Linked DNA regions of Homo sapiens: all the other regions are linked to region 3. Evidence: chromatin loops called from intact Hi-C (ENCODE). Cell type or tissue: PC-9. All regions are shown on one strand.

Region 1 (8,000 bases), 150 kb after region 3:
AAAAAAAAACTGGTTGTAAAGAGTCATAGTTTTAATCTATTGTTTATTAGAGTATAAAGGATTGCTCTGTAGTTACACAGAGAAAATCGGACTGTATAAGACTTCAAAGATACATGTCTACAATAGTGTCAAAGTATTCAGTTATCTGGAAGCCAAAATTCAGAATCTAATGAGGGAATTGATACTAAAATTGTTCTGTTTCCATGAGATTAAAAGTTGGTTTTATTTGACAAACCTGTAAAGCTTAAAAAGAGAAAAGTTTTGTTTAGCTAAAGGAAACAATCAGTTGACAGAGAATTAAAATATATTGGCTGGGTGCAGTGGCTGGCCAGGCACAGTGGCTCACACCTGTAATCCCAGCACTTTGGGAGACTAAGGCGGGCAGATCACTTGAGGCCAGGAGTTCGAGACCAGCCTGGCCAACATGGTGAAACCCCATCTTTACTATTAATAAAATTAGCCAGATGTGGTGGCACATGCCTGTAACCCCAGCTACTTAGGAGGCTGAGGCACGAGAGTCACTTGAACCTTGGGAGATGGAGGTTGCAGTGAGCCGAGGTCGGGCCACTGCACTCCAGCCTGGGCAGCAGAGCAAGACTGTCTCAAAAAACAAACAAACAAACAAAATATATATATATACACACACACACACACACACACATACACACATATATATGTATGTATGTATGTATGTATGTAGGAGAGAGGGAGGGAGGGGGAGAGATCTTCCTTTGACAGTGTAGCATTTTTTGATAACTTGATGCTGTAGGAAAATGCTCAGAACAGTGTGAAGATATGCAATATATCACAAAGAATAGTTGGAATGTAGATATGGGCTTAAATGTGTGCAGTGCTAAAATTCCTATGGAGTAAATGTGAACTGCTGCCAAGATACAGTCAATTTAAAGGTGACAGAAGATGATCTCACATCCAGGACTTGATCAGTTATTTTGGCCCTGAGAACAACTGATGGTTTATGATATAGGCTGATATTGACATAAGTGGTTTTGCTTGCTGATATCTGCTGTACTTCTGAATAGAACATTGCTTTGTTCCTAAAACAGTAGGGTTGGCAGTAGACTCTCATTTCAGTGGCATTATACATTTCTTTGTACTGGTTGAAGTCCTGTCTGCTTAGAGACAGTAAGATGGTCAAAATGATTTCTTAAGTTTCCTTCTAATCCTCTGATTCATTAAACACATCCAATAAAGCTTAAGATACGACCATAAAACCATTTTGTTCCTTCTAATTCTGAATGTATATTGTATCTTACCAAGATCATTCCAAATGTCCTTTCCTACAGGCTGTTAAATTTGGACTTCAACTTCATATTAAATATTTTGTTACCATTTCAATTATCATTTATTTCTGGATGCTTCTTATATCTTAATATTAGATCAAGGAGACTGAAATGAGGGAGCATGAAGAGGTGGAGGAAAGAAACATGAAAATGTTGTTTTTAAATAGAAATACTATACTATAAAACTATCTCTGAATTAATAATGCTGTTGACAAAATGGCTATGGATCCTCTTGGTCCTGATGATTTTTATTAAAATGAATCCCAAAGAGACCCTGGATAGTATGGACCTACTTAGCTTTTGGCTACAATTTAAAATCTGACTATTTAACTTAGTCCTTATACTACCATATACAAATTATACAAAGTCGTTATAGTATACTGACATTCCCATTCTCTATGTGTCCTCATATAAGCCAATACAGGTGTCAAAAGGCTGGAGGAATAATTTGATCTTTATAAGTAGTGTGGTTTAGGTAAGCTTTTAAGCGTAATTTTAAAAATGTGTTTCAGTAATGGCTAGAAGGATCTGGTAGTTTGTGCAATTAACTGTACATAAGAATATATCTTGATGCTCTGGGAATTATCTAGTCACCATGGTTTGCTCTCAGAAAACACATGTGACATGGCCTTTGGGAGGTAATTGCTCAATACCATGGATGGTGTTTTTCAGGTCTGAACAGTCCTTGAATATTTTTACTCGCTGTGTCTGGAATCTTCCCCACTCCAACCTTCAATTCCCAGAATTCCTCTGGAATTTCAAGCTGTTCTTGGTGCGTGTTACAAGAGCTCAGTGACCAGCTATATCTTTTAGTTATGATTTTCGGGCTTATGGGTGAAGAGCTAGAATTTTTGTTCCTTGGCAAACCAGATTCCTGAAAAAGTTGCAGTATTTTTTCTTGTGTTCAGTTTTAAATGAATTTGTTGGCAAGATCCAAAAGCAGCTAGCTGTTTATTTCATTACTCAGTGCAATATTTAAGAACTAAATTAAACCAAATAATTAAAAACTCAGAATATATATATGACATGTATATATATTTATGTTATGTATATATAACATAAATATGAATTGTTTTCAGGAAAAATAGGCTTTTCTTCGATGTAGAAGGAAAAGTCAGAATCTTTTGCCATCTTTTCAACAGTCAGATAGTTTGAGTTTTTTCTCATATGAATAACTCATTGTGTTAATCCACTATATATATGCACCTTTGCACCTTCAGAGAGCAGAATGGCTCAGGTGTTATATCTGACTTTCTCACACTTAGGATCCTGGGGGCCTAGGGCAGTGCTTGGTCCAGAGTAGGTGCTCAATGAATGTTTGTGGCTTGAGTGAATGGATGTATAACTAATTACTGAAGCATTACACATGAGATGCACAATAAGTATTTGAGTGAATGTATGCATGCATGCATGAATTAATAACTGTGGAATCCTGCAGCAGTTGGGTTTGTATTTTAATATTCTCATAGTGGTGATAAGTTTGGGCTGATTCTTATACTCTGCCTGCACCCTATCCACCTGCTGTCATCCTGTTTTACTCTTTCTTCTCATTAAAATGTTAGTTACAATGGGGACACCAAAGTGGTTGGCATGAAAGTTAGCAGATTAAAAGGATAAGGGTGACAATGTTTAAGAAATATTCTTTCTCTTTAAAAGTCTCTGTACTGTATATTACGTGGTGAAATAAATAGCTCCAATGTGGGAAGACTTATTCTGCTAGATTGTCTTTTGACCCAATTAAAGCTTTAAAGTGTCAGACAAGCAGCCAAACAATCCTCTTGAGGGTGTGGGAGGGGCCTGGGCTGGCAAGAGCAGTGCTGGTGCTATCGAAGGAGGTGGCCATGTGTGGAACTTGGCTTCATGGTTGGTTGCCCACAGGGACTTAGGGTACCTTTCTTGTCTGTCACTTTACAGCTGGTGCTGTATCCCCGGAGATGAAGTACTTCCATTCAATTAGGAAAACATGCTTAGAAATTCTCTCTTTCAAGAACAACAGGCAATGGGGCCTGTCAGAGGGTGAAGGGTGGGAGGAGGGAGAGGATCAGAAAAAATAACTGTGGGTACTAGGTTTAATAGCTGGGTGATGAAATCATCTGTACAACAAACCGTGTAATACAAGTTTACCTATACAACAAACCTGCACGTGTACCCCGAACTTAAAAGTTAAAAAAAAAATTTATCTAGTAAGACTTGTCAACTGAAGTTGTACTAGATTATAGGTGTAAATACTGGAAATTTGGGTGGATATTTGGAGATGATTCTAACATGTTTAGAAAAAAGCTTATTTTAGATTACCGGAAAACTGTTGGTGATGCAGACTATTAAAACTTGAAGTCACTCTAATGAGTTTCTAGTTTAACGGTAAAAAAGCTGAATAAAAAGCCTATGTGTTTAGCTGCAGACTTTGTCTAGCCAACTGAATATAGTCTGCATTGCTTGCTATTAAGAGAAAAAAGGAAATAGTGTAAAAAACACTTAACCATTGGTAGTAAGAAACTAGAAATTATTTCTATTAGTCAGCCTTTGCTTGTGGTGTTTCTCACTTCTTATTTTTATGTATCAAATGAAAACATGTCTATCAGACACAGAGAATATTACTGTGTAGGTGGTGGTGAGTCATATTGTGGTATTTCATGTAATGACTAAGAATATTGGCAGAAATTTTACAGGCTGAAAACCTCCAAGGTTTGTTCTCTGTGTTTACCAATCCCTTTTAGGGCTTAAAGCTCTCTCTTGTTTTCCATTTATGTTTTTCCTGACTGGTTGGGAGCAGGTAATAATTCACTGAATGCACCTCTATGGAAACTGACAAAAATCTTACCTAGCTTTCAGATTTCTAACCACCATCATACTAAAATATTATTCTCAGAGTCATTGCAGTTAAATTTTAAGTGCTTCTTTGGCAATTCATGATTCCCAGATGAGATGGTCATTTGCTGTAATGGGGCTGGATGTTTATATATTTAATGAATTATCATAGCTTAATAGTACATTTTCTCCATGCATTTTATAAAAATGTTTTCTGTTTATTTGCTGCCAAAGCATCACCCTTCAATCTGCCATTAGCTTCTTCCTCTTGATGTTGTACTTATTATCACCATGTCATGTGTCTTTAGGTCACAGCTTCTTCCCCTTGATGTTGTACTATCACCATGTCATGTGACTTGAGGTCTGCTTAGGTGCCTCTCCAGGGGCTTAACTTATTTCTGGTAGTGTTGAGTTGTGGGGTGGGAGGAGAGGGTTAAACTCAGAAAAGGCACTGCTAATGTTGAGTGTATCCTTGAGATGAACTGAAGGCTTGCAGCCTGCTGGGCTTGTGGGAAACCCTTTCTGGGTGGAGTTAGGATAGGTGAATTGGGGCTGTTTATTCTGGACAAATATCTGAGGTATCTAATTTGAAAAATAAAAGTTAGACTTGTCTGAGTAAGAAAATGGTTGGTAATTCTGTGAACTCTGTACATTGAGTCAGATGGACAGGTACCTTATCAAGGACCATTAAAAAGCAAAACAAAAGAAAACAAAAAACAAAACCCCCAAACACAATCACATACAAATAGCGAGTTGATTGGCAGGCTAACCTCAAGGGCCTGTCTTAGCTTCTTTCTCTCGTTTTTCTTAGTCCTCCTGCCCATTCCCCCACCTCAATCATTATTTGAATGTCCTCAGACCTTATCTAAATATATATTTGTATGTATGTAAAGAGTTAGTTAACTCATTAGAAATAGATATCCTGAATTTCTTAGTGACTTCTCTTATTAGCCAAAAACTTGTATTTTATCTCATTGAAATCTATTGATTAGGTAGATTTTCAAATAATAAATGCTTTAGATATTGCTTTAGAGGTTTTATAAATGATCCCATATTTCAGTTTAGCTAAAATCTCTGAAAAGAGCTTTTTCTTCCAAAGTGTTAGTCTTTCAACTCATTCAAGACCCTTATTGTATATTATTTCAAAATTCCTTCCCTTGCTTTATCTAGCAAATGAATCCATTTCCTTCGATTGATTTGTAGCATGCCAATTGTTTTCTGATTTATGTAGGTTTCTCTACAGAACTGCCTGCTTATTCTACAGTGTGGAATTGGTAAGGTTTCTTTGTACAGAATCTCTTAGAAGTGGGGCTTAATAATGCACTTTGTTACGGATGAAGCCTAGAACTTTAGTTCCCACAGCTGGGCTTCCCTCAGAGGTCCTTTCTTCTTAATAATAAAAAAAAATCTTTTCTCCAAAATATTATAAATATGTAAAATATATAAATATATAAAAGTATAATTAATATCATCTCCAAGAAGAAGAGCCTTTTAATCTGTTGGTTTTAGTTTTTGAGAAACTAAAACTTTCTCTGGAGAGGCATGATGCTTGATGCAAAGGTTTCTCCTTTTATCTCTTGCTTAATCATTTTCCTTTGACTTTTAAAACTCTATCCATAGAGAATAACATGAAAAAAAAATTCTCTGACCAATGAAAGGAGCTCGGCCACCCAAGTCTAAGATGTAGTAAGATTTAGATTCTATACTCAACTAGGGTGCTTCCTGGGGTTTGAGTAATTACATCTGTTTGTAATCATAGTGAAAAACCTGGCTGTTAACTCACAGATGATCTGGTACAGTAGTCCTCCCTTACCAGCAGGGGATATGGCCCATCTAAAACCCTCCCCTCCCCTGTGGATGCCTGAAACCACAGATAGTACTGAACGCTATATATACTATGTTTTTTTCCTATACATATATATCTATGTTAAACTTTATAAATTAGGCATAGTAAGGGATTCACAACAATAACTAATAATAAAATAGAACAGTTATAACAATAGGTTGTAATAAATGTTAATGTGAATGTGGTCTCCTCCTCTCTTAAAATATCTTACTGTACTCACCCTTCTTTTGGTGATGATGTGAAATGATAAAATGCCTGTGTGATCAGATGAAGTGAGGTGAATGACATAGGCATCACGAGGTAGTGTTAGCCTACTATTGACCTTGAGATGAAATGTCAGGAGGAAGATCATCTGCTGCGGGTGAACCTGGCTCATGGAACCATGAGGATGCTGATGGTTAGATATTCATGACTAATGAGCAAGGAATGTATACAGCCTGAATATGCTGGACAAAGGGTGATTCATGGCCTGCACAGGACTAAGTGAGATTTCATTGCAATACCCAGAATGACACACAATTTTAAACTTAGGAATTTTTTATTTCTGGAATTTATTCTTTTAGAATTCTTAATTTATACTTTTGGACCACAGTTGGCTAGAGGTAACTGAAATGGCAGAAAGTGAATTCAGAATTCAGAGAATAAGAGGACACTACTATACTTTTCTGTAGAGTCAGTATTAGGGGGAAAAACAAACTGAAAAGGTTCTTAAGGACTTCTTGTTAATATTAACATATCACTTAATTACAAAGGGACCTTGGGGAAAACATTGCCTGTTGCTTGGCCTAAATGGAATACACACTAATATAATTTATGTAACTTTCAAAGAAAGGATAAGAATATTTTAAGGAAGTGATCTTTGATTTCAAAGGAATGCTGTGTCTGAAACTGTAACATTTCCCAGATTGAGCTACTTACTTTAAAGGAGTACACAGTTTTCTTTCCTCCTTCTTCATACACTTCTTTCCAATCAGTTTCTCTTTTAAGCCAACTCCTTGGTTTATCTAATGTTCAAACAGAATTTTCTTTTCTTACTATGTATATACAAAGCTGTATTTTTTCTACTTTGTCTATATAGAATTTTTTGTTTGTTTTCCTGGGGCTCCAACAAGCAGGCTTGATTTTTTTTGACAGCTTTATTGAGGGATAATTTATATGTCATAGAATTCACCTCTTGTAATTGTACAGTTTGAGTTTTAATAAATGTTTATAGTTGTTAACCATCACCGCCATAGTTTATAACACTTCCAGCATCCCATCTCCCCTTGTGCCCATTTGCAGTCATCCCTGCCCTTGCCTCTAGGCCCCAGACAATCATCCGCTTTCTGGCTCTGTAGATCTACTTTTTCTAAGAAATTCATGTTAAGAGATACTATTGAGATACAGTGATACTAATTGCTTTATTTTTCATGAATGCTTCCTTTAGAATTTAATTACCAAAATGAAAAATCTCCTGAAATGTTACCTTGAAGTAATTTGAAGAATGATTTTCAAATTGTTTTGTATCCATTATTTTTTCCTTCTCCCATCAACTTTGCTTTCATTGCCCTTCTTGCCCAGCAGCCTATCTAAATGAATATGCATAGTTAGAAGAGACAATGCAAAAACAATCCAGCTGTTTTGTAACTAAAGAAATACTGTGTGTTATCCAGAAGTAGGGTCTGTGAGAGGGACTGGAGATTCAAACATAGAAGCTAAAACTAAAACCGTACAGCTTCCAGAAGAAACCATACAATTTTTTTTTACCTGTAAGTTGTAGAATTTCTTAGAGAAGATTTACAATCATTAACTATATTTTAAAAATTGATAAATTAGACTTCATTAAAATTTTAAAAAACACGTGGTGATCAAAATATTAACAAAATGAGAAGGCAAGCCACAGGCTAGGAGAAATATTCTTAATATATACCTCTGGCAAAGGACATGTTTCCAGGATATATAAAGAATTACTTTAAATCAGTAAAAATAAGACAGGTAACTCAATAAAAATGGGCAAAAGATTTGAACAAACATTTCACAAAAGAACATGTATGAATGGCCAGTAA
Region 2 (8,000 bases), 190 kb after region 3:
AATAATAATTTGGAGCCATTTATATTTCCTGCATATAAAGGCTATTTTCTGAATTCTTGTTCCTGGCTGTTAGGAAAAAAAGAATTGTTTCTCTTTCTAATTAAATTTGCATGTTTGTTATCTAATGAGAAGTTGCTTATTTGTTAATGAATTCCCTTCTATAAATGGGGAACTACTAAGTACTGTATGGATTTTTCCTTTCTTCAAGTATAGGACAGTTAGATTAATTTGTCCTTTAGTGACTTAATCCCTGCCTTGTCTGAAGTAGACCTGGTTCATTTGTGTGCTACAGGGTCTGTGATGTGCCAACATGTGGCCCTTCTTTAAGGGCCTCCTCTCTCCTCCATCCAGCTCCTTGGACAATTCTTTGCCACATTCTTGAGTGATCTACATTTTAACTGCTGTGTGTTTGGTTCCCAATCCAAAATCCTTCCCAAGAGCACCACAAGTCTATTAAATTGTCAGTGACTTTGCTATACTTTTTGTGTCAAACACCTAAGAAAGCTTTCTAATGTTCCTTTTAGGACTGAGCCAACATCTTTCCAGGGTCAAAGGTAAAAGGCATTAATAGTCCATGAATTAGTGAGGCCTCAAAATTCCTGCATACTTCAGGGAATAAGGAGATCTGATGAGACCAGAAACCCTATGCTGAGTTTTCTGTTTTTCTCAACATTCTGATTGCCACCACCGCCTTGCATAGTTCTGGCTAATCACTATGATGTCTGTACTGGAGAATTCTTGATAACACACAGCAGAAATCCTGAGATATTGTACCTGGAGCAGTGGAAAGGCACACAAGTTCTCCAAATCCTTTCATGGCCCAGCAGCTAGACTCTTTGGTTGTCTGCTTAGGGCATTCTTGAAGGAGTGTTTGTCCACATTGTCATCACCCATTGTCTGCAGAATCAGCAGCAACTACTACATGACAAGCAGGGTAACAGGCACTTCATATGTTGTTTGCGGTCCCACCAGCATCCTATGCTGTAAGTGCTATTTATAGATAAGGAGTCTGAGACTCCAGAAAGGTTACCTTGCCCAAGGTTATCTAATTAGGAGGTGGTCATCTAATTGGGAATTTAAATGTATCCGTCTAAGCCCAAAGACTCCTTTCCAATTTGCCTCTCACTAATTCAGTTTTTGAAACCCTGTGGCATGTGAAAGAGCCCTGGTTATCCCACCTTCTCCCCACCCCCAGGCCTAGCAAGCCTGACTTTTCTGAGATGGGATAGGCTTCTGTTTTCTTTAATGTCTTAAGAGTCTGATAAACAGTCCAGGTGGAGAACTGCAGCACTTACTAGTCTGTGAAGCCAGCCTTTTTGGAACAAGTTCAATTACTTTATGTAAGCCTCATTACAAGAATGCTTTGTTCTTTAAAGGACCCCTGAGTGATCTGTTGGCTTTTAAAGAGTGAAAAATAGTATAATAAAGAGTGTGGCCTAACATCTAGAAGGACCTGGGCTTTCTTTATATGTGGTTTCTCCATGCTTTCTCAAGGAGGAAGACTGTGAGGTGAAGTTCAGTATGCTTAGTGGACTGGCTTATTGATTTCCCACCAAAGAAACGATTCAAACGGGAGCTAAGTTCCAGACTCCCAGCAGGAATGACCTCTGGGCCACATTTGTGCCTCTCTGTCAGACCCGCGTGTTCCAATGTACACCTTAGCAGCTTTGACAGAAAGACCCTCTGCAAGGATGCGCTTTGTCCTTTGCCTGCTTCTCATGTGAGCAGGTATTTAGTAAGTGCATAGAGCATTCAAAGAAGCCTCCACAAGGCCTGTGCATACTAGATATTTGGCATAGTAATCATCTTCAGAAATCTAGGCATCTCCCTTATCTACTAAAAGTTGCAAATTAAACCTTCTTCCTAAATGTGAGGCTTGAAAGCTTTAAACTTTGTAGAAATTATTTTATTTTGAAAAGTCACATTTAGAACATCAAGTTCAGCTACATATCCTCAGTTATCTCAGCACGATAAATATAATCTCAGAACCAAATCTGAAAAATCACACATAGAAAATGTTGTAGTCTTTTCTGTTTTGAAAGGTTATGTTCCTTACACAGTATTGGGAAAGGAATTTCCAACTTAATTTTCTTTGACATTTCATAAATCTCCCAACTCTAGTATGGAGAAACTTAATATAGACTGCTGCTATTCAAATGTGCCACCCTCTCCAGGATTTTTAAAAGGATAAATACATGCAGTTTTATTTGTACTAGTGACCCGCAGTAAAATGTGTAGTCATTAATTTGGGGATAGTTTTGTGTCATTAAGCTTAGGAACAAGGAATGATCTTCATAAAAGGCTGGATTCTGAGCTACAGATTCAAAGTGATTGCATAAGAGTCCAAACGAGTTCAGCTATGTCATTGGAGATTAAACGTTCTTGGCTGGATTTGTGTGAGTTTTCCAGGGGATGGGTCTCAGGGAGCTTTGGGAGAATTCATTGGCTGTCTCTGCACCCAGCTTCCTTACTCACCATCCCCTGGTGACAGCTGTCTGTGAGCATCACCAGCAAGAGGACAACTTTGCAGAAACAATAACAAGATTTTAAAGACCGAAAAAACTACTGGGTTTTATTTCAGTTGCCATAAATGATACTGATGTATTATATTTATTTTGCTTTGATCTTTACCCTTCTCATTATGAAATCATATTTAGCTTTTAGTTAACATTAGTTACTTAATGCTGATACTATTGATTGTCACTCTTGATGAGTTATGGTCCTGAAAGAAAGGCTGAGACTGGGTCATTGAGACCCATGGATATGAGTCAAGCTTTTCTTTTTCAATACAGTCACCCCAATCTGTTTCTCAGCCAAGCATTTCTATCAGAATTTGTAATAGGTAAAAAGATTAAACTAGACAAGCGTGTGTTCAGAATAGGATGAAGAAAAGGGACCAGGAGCTCCATGGATGGAGGATCCTGGAGTCATAAGACTTGGGGTACTTTAGTGCAACCAGGTGATCACAGAGTGAAAGGGAATGGAAAGGTCTAGACACCTTACTGGCATTCTCAATTTTATAATAACAACTGCAATCTTACATGGAACCTTGCTTCTGCGGCATCAGCATTGCCTAGAAATTTGTCAGGAATGCAACATCTCAGACCTCACCCCAGACATACCAAACCAGGCTCCATAGTTTAACACTATCCTCAGGTGATTTTCATATCCATATTAAAGTTTGAGAAGCACTGCTCTAGCAGATCCCTGGGTAGAAACACACACACACACACACACACACTCACTCCATATCCTGATTTCTAAATGATGTTGAATAATTTCTAGAAGTTACGCATTTACTCTGAAGGAATTGTCTATCCTAGTAATAGCTCCAAATTAATTTTTCCTCTTAAAAAATAATTAGATGTAACAAAATCCCTTTGGTCTTGATTACACTTTTTGGCTGAGGAATAGGAATGGTAGCATAGGAGGACTGCTGCCCACCTCCTGTTTTTGATAATGTGATGGTATTATTATCTTTAATTGCCAGAATGTTGTATTCAACTACAGGTTCAGTCTTATTTCTATCAAATACAAGTAGTAGTATCTACATCAAAGTGTAATTATAGAATAGTTATACAAGCATTTGGGCAACGTCATCTCTACGAAGATTTCTAAACTTTTCCCTAAGGCTTTATTTAAAATTTGAAAGACTTAACTTACTTAATCATAGATTTGTTGTTTATATTTAAAGTGATAGTGACAAATAATCTGTAGGTTTGTCTTGTTTGTACTGTAATTAAAAAATAGAATTTGAAGAAGTAACTTCTGTTTTCTTTGCATAGAGAAAATCTCTGCTGGCTTTAGAGAAGGAAGAAGAAGAAGAAAGAAGTAAAACTATAGAGAGTTTAAAGACAGCACTGAGGACAAAACCAATGAGGTAATTTTCCCCTGGATGGCATGTTTTTTTTTTTTCTCTCCTTCCTTCCTTTTTTTGCAATAGTCAAACCTTCTAGGAAGTCTTAAGTTAAAACCATAAAATTAAACCATAACATACTTTAATCATTAACATTTAATAAAGTTATTTTCTTCTGTGAAAAGGTATGTAGGCAGCCACTAGGATGGCTAAAAAAAAACAAAACAGAGAGAGACTTTAACAATGGTAAGTTAGTAGACAAGAATGTAGAAAAATTGGGACCCTCATTCATTGCTGCTAGGAATGTAAAATTGTGAAGCCACTTTGGAAAAGGGTTTTAACAGTTTCTCAGAATGTTAAATATAGTGTTGCCATATGACTCAATAATTCTGCTCCTCGGAATGTAGCCAAGGGAAATGAAGACATGTCTCCCAAAAACATGTATGCAGATGTTCATATCGGCATTATTCATGATAGCCAAGAAGTGAAAATAACCCGTATATTGATCAGCTGATGAATGGATAAATGAAATGTTATATATCCACATAATGGAATATAATTTGGCTACAAAAAAAAGGAATGAAGTACTGATACATGCTACAACATGAAATGACCTTGAAATATGCTAAGTGGGAGAAGCCAGTAACAAAGGAGACCACACACTGTATGATTCTATTTATAAGAAATTCCCAGAATAGGCCAATCCATAGAAACAGAAAGTAGATTAGTGGTTGCCAGGAGCTGAGGAAGTGGGGAAAATGTTCTCTTTGGGTGATTAAACTGTTCTAAAATTAGCTAGTGTTGTTGGTCACACAGCTCTGTGAATATACTAAAAGCTACTGAATTGTACACTTTAAAAGGGTGAATTTTATGGCATGTGAATTATTTCTCAATACAAGTATTACTTTTCTTTAAAGATGGGTACACTTTCTGGCAACAGTGATTCATTTCCTCTCTGATAATCAGCTTCTATGTTGTGCCTCCTGCACTTTCATTCCTTTAATGCCTCTAGGATTTGCTGAGATGCTGAGGTTCTTATAAGTACATTACATGAGCACAGGTGCTATGAATGAAGCCAACTGGTTTAACGAGCTTGGCTACATCTGGGTCATGTGGTTGGGTGAAAAGCCTAGAAAATAAAGATTCCCTTTCTTTATTTGACTATAAAATGCAAACTAAGAAAAGTCTGACTCATGAAAAATACTGTGTAGTTATATGACAGAGATCTAGACTATCCTAACTGTATCAGCATTTCTCTCAATATGTTCTGCACTCTCAGATGTTAATCGATATCCAAGCCTAAATAAGTTTGGAAAATTTATCACATAAACAGGTTATGTTACTTCTGAACTTTTCGGTGGCTTTAATATGTACATGTGCATTGTGAGTTAGTCTCATTGATTAACTTAAGTGTAAGAAATATTAATAACGTTAGTATGCAACAATAAAGTATTGCTTTATTATTGTATTCAGTGTACATGGAATATTGAGATTCCATGTAGCATGTCATATAAGAGAAGAATTTTGTCACAAAACCTTAGGGATGTAGATTATCATTTGTTCAACAAGCAAATATCCTGGAATTTAAGGAAGCTTTTGACTTTCATTGATAGGGTGTTTGGGTCAGTGATCAGCACTTAAAAGTGCGTCAGCAATCAACATATAAAAGCGCATGGGCCAGACATGGTCACTCACTATCCCAGCTACTTGGGAGGCTGAGACAGGAGGTTTGCTTGAGGCCACAAGTTCAAGACCAGTCTGGGCAACATAGCAAGTCTCCACCTCTTAAAAAAAAAAGTTAAAAAGAAAAAATTGACTGGGAATGGTGGCACGCACCTGTAGTCCCGGCTACTTGGGAGGCTGGGGTGGAAGGATCACTTGAGCCCAAGAGTTCAAGGCTGCAGTGAGCTATGACAGAGCAAGACCCTGTCTCTCTTAAAGAAAAAAAAAAAAAGGATTGGGGTGGGGGCATGGGAACTGTATGCTAAATAACACAGGAACAGCAGATGGTTTTAATCTAAGACAAGATATGTATTCCGAGTATTCTCTTGCTTCTAATTTTTTATGAATATATGATCTGTTGTTTGGTTCTTTGTACCCATTGAGATATGTTTATCACAAATGGAGGGGTTTTTTTTCACACTTTTGGTTAGAACTGACTATTGGGTCTGTGCCAAGGAAGAGGCAAAGAATTAAAAAGACTTCATCAATGTAAGCCTTTTGGCACTTTAGGAACTAAATCTTTCTTTCCCCTGCCCTCTAGACTTTTCTGTTAGGGGCTATTATAAAACCCAAAGGCACTTAAGCATGGTGCATTTCTCTTCATGACAGGTTTGTAACCAGATTCATCGACTTGGATGGCCTATCATGTATCCTCAACTTTCTAAAGACCATGGACTACGAGACCTCAGAGTCTCGAATACATACTTCTCTCATTGGCTGTATAAAGGCGTTAATGAACAACTCTCAAGGCCGGGCTCACGTCCTGGCTCATTCTGAGAGTATTAATGTAATTGCTCAGAGTCTGAGCACAGAGAACATTAAAACGAAGGTGGCCGTGCTGGAAATCTTGGGCGCCGTGTGCCTGGTTCCCGGGGGCCACAAGAAGGTTCTGCAGGCCATGCTGCACTACCAGAAGTATGCCAGCGAAAGGACCCGCTTTCAGGTGGGTGTTCGCTCAGCCTTCTTCACTCACCCCTTCTTTAAAGTCTGCTCAAACACGTGCTTTTCCTGTCCCTGAAAGGGGAATGTTACTTGAGATGTCCTCTTGTGGTGATTACTCACAGTGTGACTTTAAACATTCCCTTCTTCTTAGGTTTAAGAACCAGAGAATAGAGTATACTTTCAATAGTTGATGAATCTGGGCCTTTAGATTTGCAGAACTTGAAAATGTGGTCTTGCATCCTATATGTCATATAGCACACATCTTTTGAACCCACCAAACTGGGTGTTCCCTGAAAATTTTACAGCTTGCCATTCTTGAATTAGGATCAATATTAATAATTTTTCATATTTCACTATATTACTTGGATGTAAAAAGCAAGCAGAGATAATGAAGCAAAGGCTTTTGTATACATGTATGTATGATGTAAGAATTTTGAAATTAGAGTTTTTAGGACTGTTCTTAAGGAGAAAAAGGGTGGCTTTCTATGGGTCAGTGTAATCCTGTCTAAACGTAAGATTTTAAAAGTTAACTTTTTGGTGGCTCACACCTCTAATCCCAGCACTTTGGGAGGCTGAGGCAGGCGGATCGCAAGGTCAGGAGATCGAGACTGTCCTGGCTAACACAGTGAAACCCCGTCTCTACTAAAAATACAAAAAATTAGCTGGGTGTGATGGTGGGCGCCTGTAGTCCCAGCTACTCGGGAGGCTGAGGCAAGAGAATGGCGTGAACCCGGGAGGTGGAGGTTGCCGTGAGCTGAGATCATGCCACCGCACTCCAGCCTGGGCAACAGAGCAAGACTCCGTCTGAAAAAAAAAAAAAGTTAACTTTTGAGTATAAAAAAATTCATAAAATGAGCATAAGGTTAGTAACGTTTCAGTCCTTTGTTTTTCTATTTTTGATAGACATTAATTAACGACTTGGATAAAAGCACTGGGCGGTATCGAGATGAAGTGAGTCTCAAGACTGCCATCATGTCCTTCATTAATGCAGTGCTCAGCCAAGGTGCAGGAGTGGTAAGAACCTTCTACAAATTAAAAATATATTAGTAAATAATAATTTATAAAAAGTGATTATTATGTAGTCTAAAAACCACAAATATGTATTTTATTGCCATTTTACTTTCAGGAGAGTTTGGACTTTAGACTTCATCTTCGCTATGAATTTCTGATGTTAGGAATTCAACCTGTAATAGATAAATTAAGGGAACACGAAAATTCAACATTAGATAGGTAAGTCAGACTATTATGATGTGAGAAAGTTTCTGTGTTTCCCATCTGTGTAATGCAATACCTCATCAAGTGCTGGCCTGTGGTTACTTGTGCCCTGTCTGTAACATAAAGAGCTTGTATCAGAATGTTAGTTCAGCTAATGATGTTTTCATAGTAAGACTTTGTTGATGAGGGAAGCAGCACATTATGTAGAGAACTTAATGTGGGTTTTAGCATTAGACCTGAATTCATATCCTATCCTAGTCCTGCC
Region 3 (8,000 bases):
CTTCAGCCCAGAAGATTCTAGTTCAAATGATCTTTGTTGAGGCCCAATAATTTCTATTTTAAACAAACTCTTGAAAATATTTTAAATGCTGGTGGTCCTTAAAACTCATCTGAAGAACACTAGGAAAGAATAAAATCTATAAAAAGAACGATATAAGAGCAGTGACAAGGTGGCCACTCTAGAGCAGATTTATAGTTTTACAAAATGTAGGGGTGCCAGTTAATTTGAAGAGCTACTATAGAAGCTAATCAGAAAGAGAAATTTAAACAACAACAAAAATAGAAACACACATTATTATCAACCAAATGTGGGACTGGATTATGAAAAATACAGGGGAAGATAATATCCAAAATATATAGATATAGAAGTGACCTGGTTTGTTATTTTATTATTTAAATTAAGAATTCTAGATCCCAATCTTTTCATAAAGATTTATTTCTTACTTCCCAAAGATTTTATGAGAAATAGAGCAGACCAGCATGCAGGGAAATGCCATGAAATTTGCAACCTCTGTGAGCCTCAGAAAAATGGGAATAATAAATTTGGCTTTGTAGGGGTCTTATAAAGATTAAAATTATTTTTCAAGTATCTAATATAGTATCTAGCACACTGTAGGCACTCATTAAATGTAGTGGAGGTATGCGCTTTTCTTCTGTTTTTCCACCAAAGTCACAAATGAGTGAGAAAGCAACAATTGCTAAGTCAATCCTGAGTCAAGCTTGGCACCAAGGCTGATTGTGAAAGGTTCTTGTCCTGCTTCCAGCGCCTGATTTGAGATCTGAAGCAGGAAGGGGATGCTGAGAGCAGTCTTGCATTCTAAAGGTGAAGGGTTTCCGCCAGAGGGTAGAACTTTGCTTTTCATGGATACTATGTCATCATGTACTAAAGTTTGGTATATTCTTCAGGTTTGTCTCTAATAGATGTGAATACAAATCAGTGATATTTAATGATTTCATATGTATTTTGTTCAATAGCTAAATCTAATTCTCAAGGATTAAGTAATTTTAAATGAAGGATATAAGATACGATATAAGAAAAAAGAAAGGTTGCAGTATATATTGGGTTGATATCTAAAGCTTGTCATTCCCTGTCTGAAAGCTGCAATATATAATCCATTTGCTTTTTCATTTCCAGTGTTCAAATTCTATCTTCAGCATAGTGAGCCCAAACAAAACCAATTCCTTTCATGCCCTCTACTGGATATTTGAAGTTAAACGTCAATAACACTGCAAAGTAACCAAAATAATGATACACATAATATCCAGAATGTTCTTTTATAGCCTCTTTAAATAAAAATTCGTTTACATTGGTTCACTGGTATCAGATTTCCTTTTTCTGCCTAAAATGCAAATTTCAGAGTCACTTCTTCGTATTATATGGAAATTATTTGTTGAGGGAAAAGGAGTGAATAAACGTAGTTTGTATAACTGACACCTTTGAGGTGTCTCAAAGGAACAGCGGTGTCATTGGCTGCTGTGATATTTAAGCTTCCTTTTTGTTTCTGTCCTGGTTCAATAGTAAAATCTACCAGCAGTTGAAATCTGTATTAGAAGGGTGGGATGGTAGAGCCCACAACTGAAAAAATTCTCCATATTAGCTGTTTCCATCAGACAAAACCCATCAGAAGGAGGGCAAAGAAGTTCTTTGCTTGGTGACCTGGCTGTCTATAGCCATCTTTGCATCCACTTTAAGGGTGTCTGGAAAGATGTCCCCTTGCTCCCAATTCAGCTCACCTACCCTCTCCCAGGGCTTTGTTTTACTCAGCAGTGCCATACCAATTATTAAATTTGTAAAATTTCCATAGCAGTTGTTACGTGGCCACTGCCCTTAGCTACCGTCTGCCACTCACCATGCCTTGACTTTCCCACAATCAAGAAATTGAAAGGTCAAATCCGGGTCTACTCACTCCAGGAAATTTCCTGATCCAATCCACCCAGACACCTAGATCCTTCAGGCCCTACACAGGCCTAAATGGGTGTAGTCCTGTCTATGTCAATCTGGCCTGAAACATCAGCACCAGAGATGTTACTGCAGAGCTACACGTCAGCAGGACCAAGGAAGAAAGGAGGTCCCATGTTTTTCTCTCTACGTAGCAATAATAGGTAAGATTTATGGAGAACATATTACATGCCAGCTATAATACGCATTGTTTCATTCACTCTATAACGGCTCTATTTTACAGATGAGTAAACAGAAACATCTGATAACTTCCACCTAGTGCATGGAGAGCTAGAATTTGAAGTAGGGCTGACCAATACCAAAGCCTGATGTCTAGTGAAATTCACACAATGCTGCAAATCTGAAGACTCTGCAGCAGATTTTGTAGGTACTTTCAGCAGAGGAGTTTCAGAAATGCTTTGCACAAACACAGGTTCACCAAGTGAGTGATCACACGGGAAGACCACGTGGGAAGGTGGGTAGTCTCAGTCACTCTCAGTTGCACCCTTTACTTCAGGGAGGGCAAGGGAACAAAACTTCGGATTACCAATGATGTAACTCCCATAAAAACCAAGTAAGAAAAGTCCCCCAGACTTCTCCTTCAGCTTGTTACTTAATATTGGGTGTTGAAGGATCTTTGGGGATGGGAGGAGGAACAATCATGATTCTCATGCAAATATAAAACATGCTTATGTCAAACTTTCATTTAACTCATTAATTAAATGAGGTAACAGGTAAAATAATAGTAGAAGCTAATAACTCAACATGAAATCCCATAGCTCAATTGCATGGTGATTGAGAGAATAAGACTTCATTAACAACAGGTTCAGAGAAAGCCAAAAAGCAGAGACATTTATAGATCAGGAAGAGTGAAATGGATTTGCAAATGGAAACAAAATTGGTGCTTTTGTGTGTGTGGACAGGGAGGAGTCAATTAACTTTCCACTGGACAGAATTTATTTATATGCCTATGGGCATATTTGCATTGCTATCAGTTTTGTACAAGTTAACTTTGATCCCTACAAAATTATAAAATAGCCTAGTCAAAGACAAAGGTGCATATTTGGATAGGAACATAATCCCCAGTGGTTATAGCATTACCTGGAACATTACCTTGAAAAAACATTAATCCTGATCAATCTTGTTTTGTTTATTCCAATGTCTTTTTTTTTTTTTTTTTTTTTTTTTTTTTGGAGACGGAGTCTCCCTTTGTCACCCAAGCAATTGTTCGTGCAGTGGCAAGATCTCAGCTCACTGCAACCTCCATCTCCCGAGTTCTAAATGATTCTCCTGTCTCAGCCTCCAAGTAGCTGGGATTACAAGCGTGTGCCACCACACCCAGCTAATTTTGTTTCCTAACATGGATCAAGTGGTGAAAAAAATCAATAGAACTAATTCTTTAGCACTGACCTACGTTTATGAGCAGTTGCCGTAGGGTTTGGATTGGGGAATGAGCAAGAAAGATTAGGAAAATTAAAATTTACTCTCTCCAGCCTCATTCTCAGGAGAGTATTTCAGAGATGAAATATAAAAGCAAAGATCTGTAATCCCAGCACTTTGGGAGGCTGAGGTGGGCAGATCACCTGAGGTCAGGAGTTGACCAGCCTGGCCAACATGGTGAGACCCTGTCTCTACTAAAAATACAAAAAATTAGCCAGGCGTGGTGGCATGGACCTGTAATCCCAGCTACTCTGGAGGCTGAGGCAGGCAAATTGCTTGATCCCAGTAGGTGGTTACAGTGAGCCGAGATTGCGCCACTGCACTCCAGCCTGGGTGACACAGTGAGACTACGTCCCAAAAAAAAAAAAAGCAAAGATATGTTCTCATTTATTAATTAATGTAACTAGTTCTTATTGACACCTACTATATGCCCCACTCTAGAAAACTGTGGGTCTACATGGGTTTCCAGTGAACTAGTCACGTAACCATGACTACAAACATTTAACACCAAACAAGATAAACTACCAATCCAAAAATGCAGGGTGGAAAATTCTGTTCACCTGTTCATCACTTAGGCAGTTTACTCACCCATTTGTTTTTTCATGGCTGACACAACATGTCTGTGAATTTTTCCCCACACTCTTGCTCCAACTACTCCCATCATCCCCAGCTCTAAGGCTGGAGCATTCCTGGTCATTTGAAGGTCTATTAGAATAACCCAGTAAAGTAGTTAAGTCTTAAAGATAATATCACATCACAGTAGGCCTGGGATAAGATTTTCTCTGATAGCAAAATCATAACCCTTTCCAAAAAAAAGTACAAGCTGGAGGCCTTCTTTCCAGACCTTTGATCTTCAGCCTTATTATCGAAGATTTTATTTAGACTTGGTTTTATTAATGTAAACGTGGGTGAGCCAGGGTGCCAATGGTGGGCAGAGAGAAAGATGACATGTATCTACCAGAAGGTGGCAGTGTTGTTTCTCCAAACATCTCACAGGTCAGACAGGCTCTAGAATGTCAGGATTAAAAACTAGGTGAGGTTATTTCTTGACCCATTCTATAATTAATTCACACATACCATTTACAATTAACAATATGGTCTCAATCTACTGCAAGATTCATATCAAATAATTCCCAAAATATACACAGAGGTAAAACGTCATCAAAATAATTTTCTTTTAAAGTATAATATGAGTTGACAGAAATGTATTGATCATCACTTTGTGCAAGTTTTCCTGCTGAAGTTCTATGTAGAAGACAAATGGAAATAAAGGACCTAAGCCTTTAAGGAATTTGGGATATACCTGGGAAGAAAAACTATATTCATAAAATCATCAGAATGTCTCTCATTTGAAATTCCTGGCCCCAATCTAATTAGGTGCTTCTAGATCTTTCCTCCTCTTAGACACTAAACTAGTCAATTCCCATCTAACCCTTAGGTCTCTATTCATCCTTAGCCTATCATGGACATGCTTTATTTACCCCTTTCACTTCTTTGACTTGAAGTATCTCAGCACTTTACATTTCTGGCGCTGGAAGGCAAAGAAAACAAGTCTTGAGGTAGCCCTTTCCCAGCGGAAACCAGGGGGACATTTCTCAACCCTTCTTCCCTGAGAGCCAAATAGTTCTGAACTCTGAGATCTTGGTAGGATGCCTGACTTGAGCCTTGCAATTCTCCCAAGGCTTACTAGACAATGTGACATTTCCCACAGAAACCCCAGCAGCCTATCTACATTGAACAAAATTTTGTAGCCAACCTTTTTTTTTTTTTTTTTTTTTTTTGGGATGGAGTCTTGCTCTGTCGCCCAGGCTGGAGTGCAGTGGCGCGATCTTGGCTCACTGCAAGCTCTGCCTTCGGGGTTCAAGCCATTCTCCTGCCTCAGCCTCCCTAGTAGCTGGGACTACAGGTGTCCGCCACCACGCCTGGCTAATTTTTTTGTATTTTTAGTAGAGACGGGGTTTCACTGTGTTAGCCAGGATAGTCTCGATCTCCTGACCTCATGATCCGCCTGCTTCGGCCTCCCAAAGTGCTGGGATTACAGGCGTGAGCCACCGTGCCCGGCCAGTAGCCAATATTAAAAAAAAAAAAAAAAAAAGAATAAAAAGGCTTATATTGCTTATATTCCCCACAACTTTAACCATTTCACAACTACATTTTAGTATGTTTACTAATATGTTATAAAAAAGAAGGGTTAGTATTCTTTATATTCTCCTCAGCTTGCCTAAACAACAACAACAACAATAATAATAGTAATCAGTAGTCTATTGTAGGGTCTTTTTCTCTATCATGCAAGGGTTCTTGTTTGGTTGTGATTAAATGAAAGTCACTGTATGAACACCACGTCTATATTACTACCATGACTCAGAAAGCTCATTAACTGAATATCTCTGACACAATTTTACATATCTCTGGAAATGACATAGTGGGGATAGGAGGAGTGGTTAGTTGTGCATTAGTCTATTTTACCACATTTACAGACAAAACAAATACTAGAGTCAGCTTACATCTACTGCTTTCTCTTCTCTCCACCATCTCTCAGATTTTAGGTTGTTTTATTAAAGTTCATTGCTGAGAACACAAAGGCTGATGCCACAGAGGGGAAAACGCCAGATCCACCACCGAACAGCTAAAGCCATATGCGCCTGCTCCATGAATGCCCATTTTTCATCTTTAGTGGGCTTCAAAGTTAAATAGCACAGACAACACAAAGGAAAATATGACCGCAGCAAAAGACAGAAACTACACTGTGGCTACAATTAAATCTTCATACCAATCATGCATTTTTAATGTGAACGTTTATGGAAATTGTCTCTTGATGTTTAGGTGGTGTTTTTCATCATTGGTTATTTATGATGCTTTGATCCTGGAAACATGAGCTAAATGAGAAAGCCAGAGAAAGGGATTCACTTAACAACGGATAACCTTGTTGTATCATAAATTACAAGAAGAAAGCCAATCATCTTTCAAGCTGCATCATCATAAACAAACTTAAAAGAAGAAGCTACCAGGATTCATGGCAACTTTTTTGCTTCCCAACCTGGAATTCCCCAGTATGTGCTGTCTGACTGGTTTCTGTTCTCTAGTAGGGATAGATCCTTTGCCATGTTGATTAGCTTAATTGTGCCATTTTATTATTTGGGATGTGAACATAGAAAAAAATTTTTCAATAAAATCGAAGAATTAATAGTTAAATGCCTTCAGCCAAGTAGAAATAGTTTAAGGGAGAGGGAGGTGATGGATATTAACATAAAATTAGGTCTGAGAGTAGAAAAAAAGAAAGGGCCTGAGAACCCCAGGAGCGAAGCTGGCTCTGAGCCTGTTCAGTTCTTCAGTGTTGATTCAGGTCTCTCAAAGTTAGACCTACAGAGGGGTCTTTATTCTGAAATATGAATGTGATATTCCTAGGAGAATATTATAAATCTGCAGTGGACGTTGTCCTGGGATTAAGCTTCTTCAAACAAATTCACCCATGTGAAAGTAACTGAACCCACATGCTGAGCCTCAAGGCGAGACCACCATTTATTTGATTGTACCTCTCCCAAATTATGTGTCTGGCCAGGCACGGTGGCTCACGCCTGTAATCCCAGCACTTTGGGAGGCCGAGGCGGGTGGATCATGAGGTCAGGAGATTGAGACCATCCTGGCTAACACGGTGAAACCCCGTCTCTATTAAAAATACAAAAAAATTAGCCGGGCGTGGTGGTGGACACCTGTAGTCCCAGCTACTCAGGAGGCTGAGGCAGGAGAATGGCGTGAACCCGGGAGGCGGAGCTTGCAGTGAGCCGAGATCGCGCCACTGCACTCCAGCCTGGGTGACAGAGCAAGATTCCGTCTCAAAAAAAAAAAAAAAAAATTATGTGCCCTTGGATGATTGCTTAGGACACATATTGATATCAATATGCTTAGGACACATATCATCCAAGAAATTCTGCCATTTTCAGAAAAGCTAATTGATGTTTGGCTCTGTGTCCTGGAAAAAAATGGATTAATCCCCACTTCACACTAGGGATAATCTCTAAAAATATTATAAACATATTGAAGATGCCTGGAGTAAATAGAAAAGCTAGGAACTTGTGAGGCAGCTTATTTCCGTATCAGGAGGAGATCCCGTGACCATTCACATGTCTAAAGGAAACTTTCCAAGTTTTGCTTTTACAAAGCCAAGAAATTTTGCACCCCATGGTAAATAAAGTGCAACAAACAAGGTAAAAGAACTGTCTTAAGTGGTCTCATCAACTAGTTACCCACCAGGGATGACGGCTCCTGGCTTCCCTCCAGCCTGTGAACAAAGCCAGACCTCCCAGATCCCGGGCCCTGCTGACGTCTACCTTTTCTTAAGTCCATTCTTTAAGCAGCATCTTCCTGCCTATCAGGCCTGGGCACCCTCCGAGGTAATGCGGAGAGCCGGAAGAGAGCTCTACAGAAAGGGGTGAAATCATTCATGGAATCTGCAGGAATTGGCATATTTTCTGAAATGGTTCCATGCATGACTTTATCACACATATTAGCTGCCCTGGCCCAAAAGGCAGGATCGTTGTCAAGACGAGATATTCAGTTCACTGCAGAGGATGAGGACTCTAATAATAACAGTTAAAACCATTTCTGGAAGGATTCTATAATAA

What was found. A loop is a pair of places that touch in the nucleus more often than their neighbours do. Peaks named below come from ENCODE experiments on the same cell type or tissue, not always from the same donor. Only the 100,000 strongest peaks of a DNase experiment are listed, where the experiment ranks them.
Region 1: it touches region 3 in a loop (2.3-fold over the local background); 4 of 110 quality-filtered maps call a loop at or near these places.
Region 2: it touches region 3 in a loop (9-fold over the local background); 13 of 110 quality-filtered maps call a loop at or near these places.

What each region holds. Positions count from the first base shown.
Region 1 is chr14:59,271,971-59,279,970 of GRCh38, forward strand. The region is part of intron 2 of DAAM1 (dishevelled associated activator of morphogenesis 1); the gene reads left to right. Among named protein-coding and RNA genes, the nearest start is that of DAAM1, 87 kb to the left of the region's middle. In PC-9, no CTCF peak of the experiment used is centred here; DNase peaks (open chromatin) are centred at 3,931 and 6,371; H3K27ac peaks cover 4,043 bases.
Region 2 is chr14:59,316,705-59,324,704 of GRCh38, forward strand. It overlaps DAAM1 (dishevelled associated activator of morphogenesis 1), which reads left to right. Exons shown (of 25, transcript NM_001270520.2): 5 at 3,786-3,880; 6 at 6,188-6,521; 7 at 7,424-7,534; 8 at 7,647-7,750. Among named protein-coding and RNA genes, the nearest start is that of DAAM1, 130 kb to the left of the region's middle. In PC-9, no CTCF peak of the experiment used is centred here; a DNase peak (open chromatin) is centred at 4,897; H3K4me3 peaks cover 568 bases; H3K27ac peaks cover 2,285 bases.
Region 3 is chr14:59,122,990-59,130,989 of GRCh38, forward strand. No RefSeq gene overlaps it. Among named protein-coding and RNA genes, the nearest start is that of DAAM1, 62 kb to the right of the region's middle. In PC-9, CTCF peaks have their summits at 1,213 (motif pointing left), 4,340 (motif pointing right) and 4,548; a DNase peak (open chromatin) is centred at 4,342.